Regions from separate parts of the Mus musculus genome. Here regions 1 and 2 are each linked to region 3. A link is a loop called in an ENCODE intact Hi-C map of the cell type or tissue named here. Cell type or tissue: left cerebral cortex. All regions are shown on one strand.

What was found. Hi-C counts contacts between places; a loop is a spot of excess contacts. Peaks named below come from ENCODE experiments on the same cell type or tissue, not always from the same donor. Only the 100,000 strongest peaks of a DNase experiment are listed, where the experiment ranks them.
Region 1: a loop joins it to region 3, with 7 times the contacts of the local background. A loop is called at or near these places in 6 of 42 quality-filtered maps.
Region 2: a loop joins it to region 3, with 2.9 times the contacts of the local background. A loop is called at or near these places in 2 of 42 quality-filtered maps.

The regions. Positions count from the first base shown.
Region 1 is chr4:153,940,860-153,945,859 of GRCm38, forward strand. No RefSeq gene overlaps it. Among named protein-coding and RNA genes, the nearest start is that of BC039966, 7.1 kb to the right of the region's middle. In left cerebral cortex, a CTCF peak has its summit at 2,609 (motif pointing left); DNase peaks (open chromatin) are centred at 119 and 2,583.
Region 2 is chr4:153,825,830-153,830,829 of GRCm38, forward strand. No RefSeq gene overlaps it. Among named protein-coding and RNA genes, the nearest start is that of Gm31353, 13 kb to the right of the region's middle. In left cerebral cortex, a CTCF peak has its summit at 2,405 (motif pointing left); a DNase peak (open chromatin) is centred at 2,500.
Region 3 is chr4:153,482,672-153,487,671 of GRCm38, forward strand. It overlaps Ajap1 (adherens junction associated protein 1), which reads right to left and starts at 159. Exons shown (of 6, transcript NM_001099299.1): 1 at 1-159. In left cerebral cortex, a CTCF peak has its summit at 1,930 (motif pointing left); DNase peaks (open chromatin) are centred at 108, 580 and 1,924; H3K4me3 peaks cover 843 bases; H3K27ac peaks cover 1,091 bases.

The sequences.
Region 1 (5,000 bases), 460 kb after region 3:
TCCTTTTCTTGCAAACAGTAACCAGTTCTTTTAACTCCTTGCCAGCCCTCCTCCAGATTTCAGCCCAGCTCCTTCAAACGTTCCTCCCAACTGTTCCTCCCTCAGTCCTCCAACAGTCTGCTTCAACAGTCCTCCCAGTTTTCCCAAAACCAGCCACTCCAAACTATAGCGACTGCTATGGTCTATCTGTTCAGCTCAACTTTCCCTGGCTCAACTGTCGCCAACTGTCCTCTCTATCTGCTAGCCCAATCTACTTTCCACTGCCTCCTAACAGTATCATCCCTGGCTCAGCTCAGCTTCTCCCGGCTCAGCTCAGCTTCTCCCGGCTCAGCTCAGCTTCTCCCGGCTCAGCTCAGCTTCTCCCGGCTCAGCTCAGCTTCTCCCGGCTCAGCTCAGCTTCTCCCGGCTCAGCTCAGCTTCTCTTGGCTCAGCTCAGCTTCTCTTGGCTCAGCTCAGCTTCTCCAGGCTCAGCTCAACTTCTCCAGGCTCAGCTCAGCTTCTCCAGGCTCAGTTCAGCTTCTCCTGGCTCAACAGTCTCCTATGCCCACTCTGCTCAATCTCTCTTTTGCTCAGACCATCTTCTCTCCTCTAGCTCCACCCAATCTTCCTTCTTCCTGCATCAACCGTCTTCTCTAACCCTCTTCTCTGACTTCATTCTTTTGCCATCTGGATCCTAGCCTTCCTCTCTCAGCCTCTGCTGGTTTTTCACATCCTCTCCTGTTCCCAGTAGTCCAAGAGGCAACAGACACTGAAGGTCATAGGGTCAAGCATTCTTTTAAAGGACCAGCTGACTAAGAACTGGAGATCCTTTAAAGGGCCAGACACTCAAAATAAATCACACTACACCCTGTATATATGTATGTGTGAACCAGCACTCTGCATGGGGCTGGGGAGATGAAGCTGTAGACATGTGCCCTGGCCTAAGTGACTTAAGTGCCAACCAGCATGATGGCTTAGGTTTGTTTCACACCTACACCTCCATTCTTATGGACTGGGTTCTCCCAGAAGTCTCTGGTAACATATGTTCTATTAGGCATAGGACAGCCATGTCACATCATGTTTGCACTGGCAGTTGGGCCCCAGCCAGCTGCCCTGACTCATAGGCAGCAGCCAGCCTGGGCAAGGGCAGGATCAAAGATGCTCTCCCGTTCTGTTCTCTGCTTTGGTTCTGCTCACAGTCTCATGGCTGACTCTTCTGCAACACCCCCTTCCCTACCCAGCATGGACTCATCGTAGGAGAAGCGAGCCTATGCCAGCTTACCCTTCTCCTATAAACTGGTGCCCATTATGCCCATACTACTGGCTGTATCCCACAGTCAACCCGTATGTCACACTCCACCTGTTTCTGTACCTGGTTAAGGGAAGACCTGAGACAAAGGTACTGAGGTGTGTACCAAAGCACACCTGGATACAATGCACGTGTGCCAGAGCACAAGTGTGCAGTAACGATCTATACCACGTAAGTGTGGGTCTCTCTAGACAGCGCACCAGAGGCTCTGAAAAAAAAAAACGAAAGCTCATTCCAGGCTCCTTAAACAGGTGGCAAGGTCCAGGCTGATAAAAAGGAGTCCTCTGGCAGGCTTGGGTGGGACATGGATTACTTCTGATAAGAGGCATGGCCAAGAGGCAGAGGGGAAGAAGGCTGGAGACCAGAGGAGGAAGAGAAGATTTTGAAGAGAACAGTTTTTAGGAAGATAGGAAGGACTACCCCAACAGAAGGCACATGCAGACATGTGCCTCCACACTCCCAGGGCTCAGCCAAGGCTTGTGTGACTCTAAGCCTCGGTTTCCTCATGTAGACCAGCGCACCCTTGAGCGCTTCCCCAATATTTAACGGATCTCAAGAGATAAAAGGTGTATCCTAGAAAGTACGTGGGAATGGGGGCTCCAGAGAAGCGGATGCCAGAGGACCCAGCTGGGATCCTGAATCTTTGTGGTCTCCTAGGGACCGGGGCCCAATGTGATACAGATGAGCGTGTTGCCTAGAGGGCTCAGTGAAGGGGCTGGGCTTCTTCTGTGTGCAGGACAGTGCTGCTACCAGAGAAGGGGAAGGCTTAGTCAAGAGACATGAGAATAGGCCACCCAGGGATGAGCGGCACCGGAAGGTAGTTCCCCAGCAAAACCATGGCGCCAGAAGCCCAAGGCACACCAGCCTGACATGTGCCCTGAGAGCACAACTGAAGATGGTTTCTGGAACAGTAGGCAGCAGTCTGGCCCTGGGCTTTGTGGGCGTAGCTTGTGAACGCGGGGGGGGGGGGGGGGCTTATGGGCGGGCCTTGTGAGCCGGGTACCCGTCCTGCAGGCTTCTGCATTGCCTCTTCATGCTAATACAGGTTTGATGTTCCCTCTCTCTGGATCTTTCAGGAACCCCAACGTGCGAGACTCATTTTCTATAGGTGTTTCTACTCCTATCTCAATCCTTCTCAGAAGATTCTGGAAGCCATTGGGAAGGCAACTGCTTTCTCTGTGCTTCACCTGATGCCCGTGCCACTTCCTCGTGGGCATCCTGAGAAGCTGGGTCTCAGAGGTTGTCACTAGAGTGGATGGGAGGTGGAAGATCTGCAGCAGCCTGCCTGTTCTCCTGTCTCATCCTGCCCCCTGGTGTTGGTGACCAGAGACACAGGCTTCAGTGGGTCCAAAGCACTTTGTGACCTATTTGCAGGTGATCTTGGGTGAGGTCCCCTCTTCCATGTGCTTCATGGTGTCACAAAAGATAGACTGCACGTACCATAGGACACTGTCATGGTGATATACAGAACAAGCTCTGACCTATGCCATACGAAATCCAAACACATAGACATATCCCTGTCCCTATCGAGATAGAACCAAGTCATGGGATGGCCACAACCTCATTGGGCATCTGCTTCTTTAAACTGCAGCTGCTGCTGTCCCAGACCTCCCAGGCACTGTGCTCAGAAGTCTAATGGCTGTCTGAGCCTGCAAGGTGGGGGCATCATGCAACTTCTAAGACAGCCTGCCCTGCTTTCCTGCTCTCTCAGGAGACCCTGGTACCTAGTAGTTTATCCTCTACTCTGTATCTCCAGCTGCAGCCTGCAAGTGTGATAACATGGGCGGGGGGGTGCACACACGATGACATGGGGAGGGGAGAGAGAGAGAGAGAGATCACTAAGGATAAAGACCCAGGTGGAACAGCTGGGTATTCTGGGCCTGGACCAGGGGAGCTTGGTATGGACCCTGCAGTCTCTGTGTCAGGAGTCCCTCCTGCTGAGACAGTTGCTGCGAAGTCTAAAGCAGCATTTGCTAGAACATCCCTCCCAACCACCTTGCAAGAGTTCAAGCAAAAAACAGCTTCTGCTGTGGTGCCCAGCCTGTGGGTACCCACAGAGACCACAGGCACGAGGGCTGCTGTGTGCAGAAGAGCAACAACACCCCCCACCCCTGGAGAGAACTCCCCTGACATGCCTCGAGTTGGAACACACGATGCTCACAGAAGCCACAGCTGGGTGGGTTCATCGCTTAACAGGGAAGGTTGGTCATCCGCTCACCCCGAGGTCATGCCAGGGCTGTGGGAGAGAAGCACAACTGGGGTTCCAGTGATCATAGAGAGGGAGAGGCTGGCTTTCCATCTCTGAGAGAGGGCAGAGTCCATTAGCAAGTGTGGTGCCCCCTGGGGCCTGATTTAGGCTCTGTGCCAACATTCAAAGGACATTATCTGTGTGTCGCTCTGTTGGAAGGTTGCTTCCCCTTAGCAAAAGAGTCAAAAGATTTTTTAGAGAATTTAAAAAGTATCCAGAAGAACATTTCTCTCTCACTGAGAGAAAGGCAGGGTGCCTGTTTCCCTCAGAGGAAAATGTTCTAAAAAAAAAATAAAAAAATAAATTAAAAAAAATAACTTTGTCATCAGGGTCATGCAGGGGGTGTTAGTTCCAGAGAATTTCAACAGAGGTTGCAAAAAAGGAGAGAGAAGAAAGTGCCAGGCAGCATCTGAGAGGGGGAATTAGAGACTCAGCAGGCTGTGTTCTCATCTCTTTCCCCTCCCCCTCCCCTCAGTGTGTGCTGTGCTCTAGAGGACTGGGTAAGGTGAAGAACTCCACCGTTATCCCAGATGATACCCTGCATTTGTCCTCGGCCTCCACAGAGTATCACCCCCTGAGATGCTCCAACAGGATCCACACTCTTTGTCTGGGATGTTGGGTCACCCTGGATAGACTGATGTTATTCGTTAGGGTGGCAAGAGCCACACCAGATGCAGAATTGGCCAGCTCAGGAGGGCACTTTGGGCCATGAATACCAATAAAATGGGGAGGCTGTGACAGCCGCTTGTAACCACCAATCAGATCTTCCCATGTAACTTAATAAGAACTCCAGACATGAGTCTGACCCCTAGCTGTCGTGTCACACCTCTGTCAGGAGAATGACCCCTGGGAGACAGCCCAGAACGTTCTGCTCTGGGTCTTTTCCTGAAGCCCACCCTCACTCCTATCCCCACCCCAACATGGTCTTACCCTATGTCCTTTCCTTCCTAAGAAACCATCTGAGACCGTAAAACTGTCAGGTTTTGACAAGTCTCTCTGCGAACGTGGAACCCGGGGGTGATCTTGGGGACGCTGCATGTTGACTGGTTTCAAAAGTCCTGTGTGCAGTCTAGGCTGTGGCTTTATCTTTGCAGAGAGCCTGAACCTTTGTATGAGAGGGACAGAGATCGAGAAAGACTCCATTTCTTCAACATCTGAGTCGGGTCCCATCCTACCTTTTGGGATACTTAATGGTATAATCCCCCAAATGAAAAATCAATAGATGGAAATCCCCCCCCCCGTTTTTTTTTTTTTTTTTTTTTTTTTTTTGCTTCTAAATTCAGGCCAGCTGAATTAGTCTGAGAATGTCCAAGAATTCCAGATGGCTGCCATAAAATCCCAGACATGACACAAACCTTGTTAGCTGCAACCTACACACAGGCCTGACACCCCGAGCCAAGGAATGCCATGGAGACCAGATAAAGAAGAGGACCATGCCGCCTACTTTATGCCAGGACTCTGCAA
Region 2 (5,000 bases), 340 kb after region 3:
CAAAGAATGAGCTTTTATGTGACAGAGGAAGGGAAGAAAATGTATCTATATGGTTCCCACTCCACGCTGCAACACACCTTTAAAATTCACTACTTGTTCAGTTTAGCACTGAAGCAAGAAAATCTACAATCATCCAAGACAGCTTTCACAATCCCTGTTCCTCAGGTCTACATGGAACCATATTGTCTTCACATATTTCAAACAAAACAACGTTTGTGACAGACTGACTGTCAACGCTGCTCTGAGAATCTAGCCGTCCCCTCACAGGTGCTGCAGCAAGGGAGTGGAGGGGTGCTGCTGGGAAGTAAGGCACTGGGGCTCGTGCTGTGCAATGAGATACTGAAAGTCACTTCCTTAAATGACATCAGAGGAGACGGGAACACTGGAAGTGGAAAGGTATATGTAGGGAGAAGCTCAGAGGAGGGGAAACAAATAGGGTTTAAATCAAAGAGGGTATGGGAAAGCTATATGGAGTCCTATCGCTTTGTAACAAAATGCCTGGCTCTTGTTCTTGTCCTGCACTGAGCAGGGGACAAACGCGTCCGTCCCGAGCATGTAGCCTCTCTGTCCTTACCCCCTGAATCGCAGCTGGTAAGCACTCTTCACAGTCATTGTGTGGTATCAAGCATTCAGACCATCAAGGGGTCATGGAACATGCTTGCAGGGGTATGTAGGCTATATAAACATAGTTCCATTCCTGATAAAGACTTTGCCATCCACACTGGTCAGGGACAACCCCTGGAGAGACTCCAGGACCACTTGTTAATCCCAAAGATGTTGCTGCAGCATCTGTGAAGGGATGGCTGGATTCTCAGAGCAGCGTTGACAGTCAGTCTGTCCGTCACAAATGTTGTTTTGTTTGAACAGTGACTTAACACACCATCATGGCCAAATTAACTAAGGCAACCTTTCTTATTTGTGTTCACAGGCTGCTACCCCTGAGGCAGGGTCCAAGAGGGGCTGCATTGGATGCTGTAAAGACGAGGTTTTTATAGCCCAGGGGTAGGGAGTTTCCAAACAGGGGCTTGACAGGCATAAGGCTCTGGGTGTGGCATAGCTCAATCCTAGTACCAACTACATAAACATATCATATTATAATTTAACATTTATTATATTAATATTATAATTTATTATTCTTATCATAAACATAAATGAACCTACTTTGTCTTTGAAGCCCAAGATGGAGACAGGCTGGTTTCCCACAAGGTGTCCTTTTACTGGCTGTTGGGCAGATGGAAGAACCAACCAAAGCTAACTGAGGCCCCTTCCTGATGTAAGACCATGACATCAGCTCCCTCCTTGACCTTTTGTTGGAACCTGTCACATCTGTCCCGTCATCCCCATCTGCCATCTTGGAAAGGCAGGTCCTTAAAAAACGACCAATGAAGGAAATCTAGCTAGTTTTTCTCAGAGTACAAATCTACCATGAGCAGCTTCACACAATGGACCGCCCCCCTCCCCCACCCCTTGAATGATTCTTGTCCTAATCTGCTTTAACAGTCATCACAGCTTAAGAGTTATCTGCTTCTGAAGAGAATCTGCCCCCATCAAATTGGCAGGCAGGTGTGTATGTAATTGCCTTGTTAATTGAAGTAGGAGAACCCAGCCCACTGTGGGTGGCACATCCCCTAGACCTGAACTGTAAAGGGAAGCTAGCTGAGTATAAGCCGACCTGTGAAGCAGCCAGTAAAAGCATCCTCATTGGTTCCTGCTGTTATTTCTTTGCTGTGAAGTGAGTTCCTTGGTCGGCAGCAATGGTCTGTGGAATAGCGACCGGCCTGCCTGCCTCCACTTCCCCCAATGTCGGTCTGGGATCTGGAATTGTAAATAAACCATACCCTTCCGTAAACTGCTTTTAGTCAGTATTTTAATAGCAGCAACAGAACTGAGATTGGAACACAGTCTCACTGTGTAGCCCAGGATAGCCTCAGATTTGCAGGTGCCCAGCAAGGCAGGAGCCACATGACCGGCTTCCAAAGGCATCCTTACAAAAAGTTTCGGTTAGCATGGGTTAGCTTTCCGTTTGAGTTATCTTCCTCAACCCAGGACTTTTCTATTTCAAGACCTTCCTCTTCCTTCTTCATATCCCTCCCATTGGCCAGACAAAGCCAACAGGTCCTGGGAAATCTCTGCAAGGCAGGCTGGGAAATGTAGTCTCCTTAGGCACGTGCCTAGAGGTCAGCGAAACAAAAGGGCCCATCTGACCTGGTCACATGCACTCAACGCCTGGGAGCTCCAACAGATTCGGAGTCTACTCTACTCCAGCACGTCCCGATAGTGACCTATGAATGAGTACAAGTTATCTTAACAGCACTTACACATTGTGCCACCAGCCCAAGGGGTCAAGGTCAAATCCTGTTAGAAAAGCGGAAATCCAGAGATGAGCAGCGCCACCCAGTGGCCAAGAGACGAAGCCCTGAGCAGATCCCATCCCACCAGGCTCAACATCTTCCTACATTTTCAATGGTTCCCAACACCCCTCCAGTAAAACCCTATTCCAACAGAACAGGATACACCCAGAACGCGCCTCTGTCTTCACCCACCTCCGCCTCACACGCTCGGCAGCTTTCCCACTCCTGTGACTGTATCCTTGCTGTCTGAATGAACACCCTGCTCAGATCCCCTGGCTATCCCCAGAAAGAATGTCTCTGCTCCGTGTCTATCACAACCGTCAGCTGCCTTCAGATTCTTCCGGAGTTCACACCCTGACCAGTTATCACAGCCTGAAACTTCACTGTCTGGTACGGCTTCTTGCCTTCTGCCCCTCCGCAGGCAGAGGGCAGAAGGTGAACTGGCCCAGAACTCACGTGCTCCTGGAGTCCTCAGAGAATGCTGAACTAATCAAAAACAAAAGCAAAAACAAAAAACAAAAAACAAACAAACAAACAAACAAACAAACAAACAAACAAAACAGGAACTTGGCCAGATTTGTTGAGATCTGTTAACTGTCCTCACCTCTTCACAAAGACTATTCTGAAGTCTGTGCAGCAGGCAAGGGGGATAGGCTACCTGCTTTCTCCACAGAGAACTCAGGGGTCTTCAGAAAGAAGACATAGCCTGTCACGTTTTTGTGACCCATGCTTGGTGAAGCACCTCACCTTGCATCCCTCCGCACCCCAGCCCTAGCACACTCTGGGGACAATGAAAATATCTTTCACCTTTAGTGGCAGGGCATAGACGCTGAGCAGAGAGACCTAGCAAAACCACCATGAGTCCAAGGCTGGGGGCACGGCTGAGCTTGCAGGTCTGTGGCTTCCTGGCTAAGTGAGACCAGAGTCCTTTCCTAGTGTGAGGAGGGCTCCACAGGGGCTGCACAAACTGTTCTGCCTTCCCATTCTCCACACCTGAGAAGGAACCACAGTGTCATACCTGCAACTATGTCCCTCTGTCACTACGCAAACACAGGAAGGGAGGTGCATCAGGGGGTCCCTGTTCCATCCCCATCAGCAGCTGCACAGCAAGTGGGAGCATTAGCCCTTCCGGGACCATCCAGGTTCATAGCAAGCACTGGCCCAAGGATGACCAGGGAGCGACATGTTACCACTTACAGGAGAGAACCGAGGGTCTGGATCCGGGCCGCTCCACCTCTGCTACCTCCAGCTTCTTGGGGTTCAAGTAGCTTCACCAGCTGCCTAGGACTCCCACAGAGAAGAGGCAGCCAGTTACCTGTAGATTCCCTCTTTCCATATGTTCCCAATCCTCTCCAGCCTAGAAACTTCCCAGCCTGGGGGTGCTGGCAGGCATCCTGACAGAGCTGGCTTGAACCCAGCCCAGACCCCTCTCCCTTAGGCAGAAAGACCCCCGCTAAAGGCACTAAAGTTTTGGGTTTTTTTTTTTTTTTTTTAGCATTTCAGTTTCAACCAGGGATAGCTGAAAAAACAGACGGACCCAACAACAGGCCACCAGAAACCAGCTGAAGCAGCTGTGCTCCGCAAGCAATAGGAATTTTGTCCGGGTGACTCAATGACCCCATGAGGTCAGGGTGTGAGTCTGTCCTGGTGGTGGCTGGAGGCTTGGACATGTTGACTCCAAAACCATTCGCTGAGTGACAGTCCAGACCCATTTCTCCTGGGAGCACACTCAAGGAAGCCTGGGGGGAGGGGGGGGAGGCAGCTTTCCCCTCCCAGGTCAGGACTTTGCTCTGCTTTCACCTTGACCTTGAGTGTTGCCTAGCTCTGAGGTGCGATGTCTCTAACACCGTCACGTACAGTCCACTGGCTGCAAGAGCCACGAGACACCTCACAGGCTGCCACCCCGATGCTCCGGCCACAGGGAACCAGCATGATTGCATCGTGTCCATCTTACAGATGGTGAGGCTGGGTGCTGGAGAGGGTGCGCAGTTGTTCACCATGGTCACCAGCTGATGAAGGAGAATAGAGCGGAGCCTGGAGTCCTGCTTCCCGCTGATTCTTTCTCCATTTGTGCAGGACTCCTGGGAGCCACTTGCACCCTGAGGATTGACTCGGTGTCCTGTGAGTCACCTTCCGGAACTTTCCAGGGGAGTGACCAGCTTTGGGGAGATAATGGTGTATTGCCTCAGAATGGGGATGGTTTGCGGGGATAGCTAGATACATATCCCTCTAGGGGCACCAGGGACGCAGAACACGCTGACACTCTATCACAATGGGGCCTGAGGACAGCTGCTGGGCCCAGCTCCCTGCCTGCTCATTACCTCTTTTCCAGCTTCTTCTACATTCCCCAAACACCAGGAGATACCGAGTAGCTCTGATGCTTAGCTCCCCTGAGCCAGGGGCCTGGGAATTTTCCGTTCTCTGCTTCCTAAGACTTGGGGTTTGGGAACAAAACTCCAGCAGAGCCTTGTGCATACTAGATGTGTTCTCTATTGTTGGGCCACACCCAAGACCTTGCTCCTTTGAGATAGAGTCTCACTCTATAGCCCAGGCAGGCCTTGAACTTCTGATTTCACCTTTAGTCGCAGGGCATAGACGCTGAGCAGAGACACCTAGCAAAACCACCATGAATCCAAGGCTGGGGGCACC
Region 3 (5,000 bases):
CGCCGCCGGGTCGAGGGGCCTCTGTCCCAGGTTCTGACACCGATCAAGTTGCTGGAGAGCTCCGTCTAAGCGCTCGCTCTGCAGACAGCCGCGGCCCGGAGACTGCCAGAAGGCGGGCAGGGGAGGCGCGGGGCGAAGAAGCGTGGAGCGCGGGGCGTGGGGACGCGCGGCGGCGCCGCCGCGCGGAGGAGGCGCGCGGGGATCCCGGGCCCCGCCGCCCGCGCCCACCGCGCCCTCCGCAGAGCCGCCCGCGCCGCTCGGCCGCCTCCCTCTGCGCGTCTGCCTCCAGAAGCGCTTGCCCCCGCCTCCGCGAACGGGTCCCAACTCCGCCCGCCGGGCCCGGCTCACGTCACCCTCCTTCCCCGCCCCTCAACCTGGAGTCGGAGCCCCCAACCCGGCCGGTCGGCTTAGCTTGCCAGCCCACCTCGCTGGAGCTGGACTGGCGACCTGGGCTCTGAGTGGCCTGGGCGGCGCCAGAGAGAAGAACCGGGCCCACCCCTTCCCCATCCCTGGCCGCGTCCGGGTCTCCACCTTGGGAAAGGCTCGAAAGAGGCCGCAGGCTCCGATTGGACCGCCCGGCGCCGCCGGATGGTGTTGCCACGGTAACCAGATGGCATGCGAAGCAGTTAAGAGGTTCGGACCCTGTTCTAAGTACGCCCATTGAACGCAGAGGGCTGATTTGGGGAGAGGAGGTTCTCATGGGACTGGGGAGCTGAGGCTGTGCGAAAAGTTTCCTCCTGCGGAGCTGCACGGCGCAGGCGATGCGAGAGGCTGGGGAGGGTCCTCCTGGGGAGTCTCCCCACTGCCTGGGCCTGGCCTCTCTCCAGGCAGATGAAGTTTCAGCCTTTGGTTGGAGCATGCTTCTGCCCGGTTATTCAGTCTCCAGCGCAGTTCCCCCTCCTTCTTGGTTTTATGGCATCTGCTGTCTTCGCAGAGCCAGGGAGTTCTGAACCTGGCACTCCCAGACATCTTGCCCACTCTCCCACCCAGCACTCCCTGGTGCCTACCTGGTTAGTTGTGTCTGCATGTCCGGTTAGTGAAAGACAGGCTTTCTGTGGTCCCCTTTCACTGAAAGGAGTGACATAAAGGCAGAGGATCCCACGGAGGCCTTAGCTGCCTAGTCCCTGAGGAACTGTAGGAACAAAAGCCAGCTCTCAGCTCCACACATAGTGGGGAAGAAATGCAAAGCCAGGGGCCTTAGAAATGAGCTTCAGTCTGCGGTCTTCCTGCTTGGACTTTAGAGTCAGAGCCGGGAAGGTAAAGAGAGGCAACTGGGGACTTGCCAGGGTGCTGCAAGCAAGTGACTTCAGCCCAGCAGTTGCCCCCCTCAGGAGAGAGAGGGTGAGGCCTCCCTGGGAGGGTTGCTGGGGGGGGGGGAGGAGCCAGTCTTCCTGGGATTCACTGTGCACCCAGGCAGGTCCTTTTCCCTGAGCCTCCAGTCCAAGGTTTTTGGCAGCCAGAGATTCTCCCCACCCAGGCTGGACAGGACAACATGGTTCTGTTTTCCCTCTCAGGCCCTAAAGAAAGTATCTGGGAGCAAGGTAGCATGGTTGCAAGAGACTGAAGTTAGGTATGGGGTGCTACTGTCTTGGGGTCCTATGTCTATTACGCAACCTCTCCGACTCTTGGCTTTCTCATCTTACAAGACCCGTTTCCGGTGCTTTCCCTCAGGAGGTTTTAATTAGGACTAAATGAGTTGGCCCAGCGCACGTGCAGCTGCGACTAGCTGTGTGCCAGTCTGTCGTCCAGAGAGACACCCAGGTGACTCAGCGCTTTGAATGCCTGGTCACTTCTGGGTCCTCTTCCCGCAGAGCCCTGGTCCTGGGGGTTGGAGGGAGATGATCTTACAAAGTAAGGAGGCAGGGAAGTCCTAGCGGACGGAGCAAGCTGGACCCAGTTGCCAACCAGGAAGGAGATGCCTGCACTGCTGCCACCTAGCGGGAAAAGCTGGGGTGCTGCAAAAAGAGGGCCTTCCAGCAGCCTGTAGAGTCCTTAGGGAGACTTAGCCTGGGCAGCCAGGTGACTGGAGGTGGGGGTTCTGACCTGCTTTCTTCTACAGACCTTTTCACAGGCTTAGGAGACCCACTGCCCTTTGGGAAGGTGGCAAATCCCGTTCAGTCTGAGATGTTACTGAAATGTATTCTCAAAGATAACTCTAACAGGATTGGGATACAGCTGGAGGAAGAGCCTGTGTTTAGCCTGGATAAGGCCCCAGGTTCAATCCCCAGCAAACGCCCAGAAAAAGATTAATGAAGTCAATGTATGACTTAATAATGTATGCTCTTGGGGGCTGGTGAGTTGGCTCAGAGGTTCAGAGCACTGCCTGTTCTTCCAGATGACCGGGGTTCAATTCTCAGCATCCACATGGGATCTGACACCCTCACACAGACACATACAGGCCAAACACCAATGCACATAAAATAAAAATAATTTTTAAAACTGTATGTTCTTGTTGATACATTAGATAAGTAACTGACATATCCTGGTTATAACTGACAGCCAGATGCACCCTGGGACTTTTGCAACTTCATTTGCCTACAAAATGCCTCTGGCTTCTGTTTGATGTCACAGGTACCACCTAGCCATCAGCCCGCCACCCACAGTTATGACTCGAGAAAAATGTTCAACTTCCGGTGAGAGTTAACTAAGCCAAGATCAAATTCTCTTGCTCGTGTTTCTTGGCCTGATGGATACTATTCTGACGGGAAGGGGCTTGTCCAAGAAGACAGTGGATAGTAACATTTTCTGCATGCAAGGATGGGAACAAGAAAAGACAGTAGTCTCTAGGAAAATAAAACAACAGTAACATACATAGGGCCTCTCCATTAGGCAGGGGAGGAGACTCTTGGCCCCCATCAGGACGTGTTAGAAGTTGAACCTCTGAGAAGCTGGGACCTCAGCACACAACTCTACTTCCCCAAGGGTAATTCATGTCCAAGCCTCCCCAAGGCAAGCCCTTCTGTGTTACTTCTTTGTTTTTCTTTATCTCTTGATTAAAAAAAAAAAACATTATTTTACAGATGGAAAAACAATAAAACTTTCATCTCGCTGTGTGTGACCTGTTCCCTAGAACTCAAGGATATCACGCAGCTATCTGATTTATTTTTCTCTCCTTCGGAGCTAGCTGGGAGTAGTCGAGGAGGGTATGTGCCACTCCACCTAATACGCCGAGACATACACACACACACACACACACACACACGTCCATACATGAAAGCAAACACTTGAGGACACACAGATGCACATACATACACATGTGCCCACAGTTGCACACACAGAGGCATATGCAGATGAGCAAACATACATTTGCATGCTCCCACACACATGCATACACCTGACAGCCTCTGTATGCACAGACAGGACCCCTTACTGGGACTCTCTGTGCAAAGGGCAGGTCTTCTTGTAGCTTCTGGCAGCTCCTCCTCTGCCTGGCAGACATCCTGGCCTGGAGCCGCCAAGTACCACCACAGGCTGCTCTGCTCAGCCCTCTCTCTTCCAGTTTCTCAACAAAGGAGCCGCAGGCCCGCGGGAGGTCCTCCTTGAAGCTCTCTGAGGCCATTTACCTAATGGCCTTCCCAGACTTGACTATTTTTAAAACCCATCCAAAGCCAAATTGAGCTGCCATTGTTCATTTTTCTCCCGAGGAGGTAAATGTGTCTTAAGCATGACATTTGATTAAGTAGCTAAGTTTGGGGTTTTAAATGGAAGGAAAAAATGCTGATTAAAATCATTATAAGTTTCCGTAAAGTGTTCACACAGGTGTCTTCACCCCCCCCCCCCCCGCTCCCCAGCCTTGTACTGGCTCCCCCAAAAGTCACCTTGCTTTCTCAGACCTTCTCAGAGAGTTTCAGTATTGGGGGCTTTTGGAATGTTTCCTGTCACCCGAGCTGTCTCCAATTGAGGCTGCTTGCTGCTGAGCTCAGGCAGGAGTTGGTCTAGCCTGTCAGAGGTGGGATCTAAGATGACAGACACTCCCACCAGCAAAATGTCTCACAGGACCAGCATCTTGCAGCTCTGGGCCAACAAAGGAAGTGTAGAGCCTCTACTACCCTGTCTGACAGTGTGCCGTGCAGAAATGGGGAAGGGGGCTCCCTTGACTTGTGCTGAGCAGAAGATAGTGCCCCAGTGCTCTGAGTCCTGCCACAGGAGGAGAGAGGGCTGTGTGTGCTGTCCCAGCAGGATATGGCCCTCATTGTAGAGCTCTGGGCAGCAGCTTTGTCTTCTCTATTTAGACGGGAAACAATGACAGAAAAGAGGACCCATCTGTTTGCAAAGTGGCACAGTTGGAGAGTATTTCCCTGGCACCACAAGGCTGGGAGGGGCAGGAGCCTGAAACTGGGGAGATGAGAGAGATTCCTAGGATGGGCAGATGCAGGCTGGGACCCACGTCTGGAGAGCTGGGGCAGCCCCTTGGGGAAGATTTATTTTTCTCCACTGCCACGAGTTCCTCAGTCTTCTGCCCTGTGAGCAATTCTGTCTACTCTACCAAGCTTCCAGGTGCCCATGGCATCTGTGTAAAACAGGAGGGAATGGACAGGAAGCAAGAGACTACAGCAGGCCAGCAGGGGTGGGGTGGGGTAACACCACAAATAATTAGGACAGAGAGACCATGGGGGGGGGGATAGAAATAAAAGGAAAGTCCTCTTCCTCCCCAATTTTCCAGAATGTTCTGAGCCTTAGAGAGAGACCTGGAAGGCATGCAGGCCTTCACTGGGGTCTCAAGACAGGCTTTATCCAGGCCACTAAGCTGGCAAGGGACAGTAGCCAAGGGCATGAGGAACAAGACACCTGACTGTACTCGATCAGAGCATAGAAGGCTTGGCAAGAGACATCACAGGGTCCAGCTTCTCATCTTGGCATCCCCACTAACTGGGAAGCAGAACACGAACTCCACAGGTTTATGCAGCCTGAAGTATGGAGACAAGACCATCAAGAAGCAGGCCACAGGTTGAGGATCAGATCAGGCTGCAGCTGCAAGGCTCCAAGGCTCCCGACTGCAG